2 separate regions of the Homo sapiens genome follow, and region 2 is linked to region 1. A link is a loop called in an ENCODE intact Hi-C map of the cell type or tissue named here. Cell type or tissue: GM12878. All regions are shown on one strand.

Region 1 (2,500 bases):
GCTGGCTTTTCTCCTGGTCAAGATAACATCACATAGGCCACTGGCAGAGGGTTCTCATCTCATCCCTGAAGAATCTGAGCCCCTGGTTACCATGCCTTTAACAGATCAGCATTCCTATAATTGCCCATTGCCTGTTAGAATTGACAGGGAAGGGATACCCCAGTGGATCGCTGGACTGCAAACCATTTTCCTGTCTGCCCCCATGACTTGGCAGCAACCCTACTTCCTCATGATGATGGGGGTCAATTACCTCTGCCAATAGACCAAGTCTTGTTTTTGCCTGCTGTCCTGGCATGTTCAGCCCAAAGTGACCAGTCACAGCCATAGCTTTAAATTTAGTACAATTCCTACTTTGAACCTTTGTGGAAGTATCCGCATCTGAGAATCAGAATGTATATATCCACAGAACCTAACACTGAAGATGGAAAACATAAATTCCCCAAGTGGGTCCCTGGGAGTGATTGGGGAGCAGGTGCCCTCCTATTTTCATCCCCTGGTTTCAAGACCCACGTATTCTACCCAGTGTCCACAGGTCAAGATGAATATGGCATCCTGCAATGTACTACTCTAGCCCCACAGGGTATTATCTACAAGCTAGAGCCTCAGCTGTCACCTTGAAGGGGTCATGCCACCATCACACCAGGCTGCACGGCCTGGGGCAGGACCAATGGATCCCATAATTCTGTGCTCACTGTCATGACTCCTTTGCTATAGAGTGGGCCCCTTGCTTCACAGTGATATTTTGCAGGACCGTGTGTCCAATTTTCAGATACTCTGTGAGCCCTCATATAGCCAGGCAGACAGGAGCAAGAAAGAAAAACCCATGCCCAAGAGATGTGTTAATCCTGTGCAGGATGAAGTCTTGATTTTCCCAGGTGGCAAGGTTCCAATGTAATCAACTTGCCAGTGAGTTGGCCAAGGGCAGAGCTGGCTGACATCCTATCCACGTGGTTATTTAATGCCACTTCTGCAGTGGATGTTCTCTGGTGAGCATCACTATGCAATACAAAGTTCCTCACACTTTATTCCTGCTCCCACATCATCGGCCACATGCTTCTTCCCCAGACCACTTCGTCTTCTATCTTCTGACCATGCTCTCTCCAGGCCCCAACCACCAGCAAAGCCGATCACTAATGCCCATACACCTGTGTAAATGCTTACCTTGGATCACTTCTCCCTTCACGCAAAATGAATGGCCAAGTTCTTTGCCTAAAACGCCCCCTCCCTGAGGATTTCCCCTCAGCACTCCTAGGTGGGGTGGTAGTCTAACAGCTGTCTATTTTTGGCTTGCACCAATATACTGTGCCCACCAAGCCTAGGCTTTTTTCTCTTCTATCAGCTGGTCATGGGAAAACTCCCACGAAACCATAGGTGAGAGCTGAGGGAGGGCCATCTGTGCAACAGTGGTAGATGACATGGAATCCCCTTCATCTGTTCATTCAGCTACTGTGCCCTCTGAGCTTTCTCAAGCCAACCCTGGATGTAACACTTCCTTCTTGCAATGACTCATTGTCTTTGCATAATGAACACTTCTGACTACATGGCCACTTGCTGTCCTGTAGTTAGACTCTCAGTCTCTATTGGAGCCCAATAGCTTGCTAACAATTACTTTTCGAATAGTGAATTGTTGTCCGCTATGGACGATATGATATATATATATGATATATATATATAGATATATATATATATAGTATGTAAAACCAAAACCCTCTCCTCATCCTTCACCACTGAATCCTTCCATCTGAGAATCTGAGATGTTTGCCAGAACAGAGAGTTATTAAGTATTTCTGATACCTTGTAAGTGGTATGAGTCACACTCCCAAACCCTGAGATTTCCTAGTTGCAATAATTTTTAACTCATCCCTACTCTATTTTCACTGATGACTACTACCTGTTTCACCCCACCAGCACAACAAAACCACCAAAACAGTCACCCTTCTTTGCTCCCAAAATAAAGACCCCAGCTGGAATGGAGGAACAGGCTGGCAATGTGGGGGTCCTACATTTTTTTCTGTTCCCAGTAGCCATTCCTGCTGCCTCCGTGGCTATGCTTGCCACCGTCCTCTCAAATGACTGCCAGCCATGGAGTACAGCATAAGCCATTCTGGTAGACAGAAAATTTTGACAGCTATGGTTATTCGACAGCTCTTTCTCTAGAGGGCAAGTGGCTCTGCTAAGTCACTGGAGGCAGCTACAGGGTTACATAGTTCTTTCAAGGAATGGCCCTCTTGAAGAATTTGTGAACTCCATAAAATCATATTCTTAACTAGCCATTCAGGCAGGGTGTAGGCTCTCTACCTCTCCCCTGACCACAGGGGTGAGTTTGACTATTCTCAAATAACGGTATTGTACGATGGAGAATATGGTGGCATTGCGCAGACATAAGATGCAGCCACAAACCCAAAACCTTTATGTATATTTCCATAGAGAACAGAAAAGCACATATACAAACTGGATTCCAGAAACAGCCTCAGGTCTCCCCTAAGGTAGCTGGAACCAC
Region 2 (2,500 bases), 170 kb after region 1:
TTTAAAAAGGAAAAAAGGCATAAACACCCAAAAACCTATAGAAAGATGCTGTGTCATATGAGGAAGCTCTCAGCAACGCTAATATATACCTGAAGAGTAATTTGGGGTGTCATGGGAGCAATTATATTTTCATACACACATACTCATCCACTCTCTCACCCTTTATTAAGAGCCAAATGAGCTATATTTAGAATGTTCCCAAATCAGTGGCTCTGAATGTACACTCATATCACCTTTTTAACCTTGACTTGACTGTCACTTTAAATATTTAGCCATTAAAAAAGCACTTGAACACCTGCAGTACAAAGAAAACGTTTCATTTCCCTACTAGAAAGGCAATCAGGCAAATTTAAATAAATCACCTCAATGTATCTCCAGCAATGGCCCAGCTGCCTGGTTATTTGTCCCTGACTTGCCATTAGATTTAACTTATCCCCACCCGGTAGATTTATCTAACAAAAGCACAATGTGCTGTTGACATTCTTCGGAGTAAGGAGAACACTGGAAAAATGGTAGGAGGATGATGGGGCAAACAGGAAAGTGACTTTTGTTGTAGCTAAGAGGGAATCTCTGTTTACAGCAATTCACGGTATGTTCCCCGCCCCTCTTAGCCCCCATCTCTCTCTCCACATCATTTTCTATCCCCCACATACTTCTAACAGAATGCCATGGTGCCATGGTTCTTTAAGTTAGGTTCCCCCGCAAGTGACAACAGCATCACCTTGGAACTTATTAGAAATACAAATTCTCAGGCCCTTCCCAAAACCTCTTAAATCAGAAACTATGGGTGGAACCCAGAAATCAGTGGTTTAACTATCCCTTCAGGTGATTCTGATGCACACTCAAGTTTGGGAACTGCTCCTGTAGTGAAAGATAATCACACCTGTTTGTAGTCTTCTTTCTGGAAAGGTCACATTCAGTTTACCAGAACCATCAGAAGTCATTTTAGTTTGGGGAATTTTGTTTGCATTTCTAAAGCCGTTATGAACCTACCCAGACAGCTAAAACTGTGCAGGTCATGCAGGCTTTGGGGTCTTTTCCTGTTTTTATAATTTAACCATCACATACACTACACGGAGACATCAGCGGCCCCCATGAAATGAAAGGAAACTGACTGAGATCATCACATGTCCTCTGTCTGAGCAAAGGCACAAAAGAATGTCTTCAGGACCTTGCCCACTTAAGCATCTTCTAGCCAATATGTGAGCATGGGAAGGGAGGGAGAGTGGAAGGCTAGTACTCTGGAGAGCCTGTCCCATTCACAGGCGTCACCTAGTGGGCATTGCTGAAAGGGAAGTGGCCGGGGAGGCATTCACCGTACGTCGGACTTCCAGCGCCCCAGCTGCAACTGCTGAGACCTCGTTTTGCAGCAAAAACATCATGGGGCAGGGAGGATAGGCCATTCTGGCTACAAAGCGAGGCTGGGGAATCTAATCAATTGGTGCTGAGTTACTCTAATATAAGCTGGGAAGAAGAAAAAGTACATTTAAAAAGGCACTTGCTATATTTAAAAGCAAAATCTCAGACGTTTATCATACCCTGACTTTTGGATTTCAGAGACCGAACTATCAAAGTAAAGGCACATATCTCTGGTCTGGCTCTAGCCAAATGATGCAGCCCTGGCTTTATATCAGTGTTTGTCCTGTAAGACAGTCAGATTGGACTGTCGGCCTTGTTCTTGACTTTCTTAGGATGCTGTGATTCCCCCGGGGTGCCCTGATGTGGGTAGCAATTCATGACTCCTAAACCTCTGTGACCCCTAAACTGTGGTCTCCACCTTCTGCCTTTCTCTTTGGTTCTGATGCTGGCTCCAGCTGACATCCAGACCTCTCCTTCTCCTGACTCATCCGTGCTATAAACTCAGCTTTACAGTACCACTCAGACTCCACTCAAGTCATGTAAAAGAGGCCAGAACGTTCTTGGGTGATACAGCACTGTTTTATATGAAACTCTGGGACAACTCTCACTTGCAAAGGTAAAGAGAGGACTTATACACAGTGAGATGCAAGCCTGATGAATCAGGATGTTTTACTGTGTGCACTGCAGCTGTGTCACTGGGGAGAGTCATGTTGAATATAAGGATGACATATCATACACACACATTTAATTTTCAGTGCTTGCAAAATTCTCCTCTCCCTCCCTCAAACCTGGAGCTTAGAATGGAAGTGAACTGACATCTTAATGGTCTGAGAATTTTTTTTAATACTTGAATGAAAAACAGCTTTTTAAAACTTTCCAAAATAGGCAGTTGAATGTTAGCAAGCTAAAAAATTAGTGTTACGAGAACCTATTATTGGGAGATAGAGTGACTCTCTGCATAGAAAGAATTCTAGAATAGATCAGTAGGAAACCCAGAAAACAAGCTGTGGCCCAAACTGCCTCACACTTTACTGAAAAGAGTACAGGCCTTGAAGACAGGTGGAACTGAGTTCAAGTTCCAGCTGTATGCTTACTTGGGAAAATGACTTTCCCTCTCTTAGCTTCAATTTCCTTATTTCTA

What was found. A loop is a pair of places that touch in the nucleus more often than their neighbours do. Peaks named below come from ENCODE experiments on the same cell type or tissue, not always from the same donor. Only the 100,000 strongest peaks of a DNase experiment are listed, where the experiment ranks them.
Region 2: it touches region 1 in a loop (2.8-fold over the local background); 2 of 110 quality-filtered maps call a loop at or near these places.

Annotation. Positions count from the first base shown.
Region 1 is chr9:1,266,210-1,268,709 of GRCh38, reverse strand. No RefSeq gene overlaps it. Among named protein-coding and RNA genes, the nearest start is that of DMRT2, 220 kb to the right of the region's middle. RefSeq lists an enhancer at 1,521-1,570. In GM12878, no CTCF peak of the experiment used is centred here; a DNase peak (open chromatin) is centred at 1,369.
Region 2 is chr9:1,099,901-1,102,400 of GRCh38, reverse strand. No RefSeq gene overlaps it. Among named protein-coding and RNA genes, the nearest start is that of DMRT2, 51 kb to the right of the region's middle. In GM12878, a CTCF peak has its summit at 1,276 (motif pointing left); no DNase peak of the experiment used is centred here.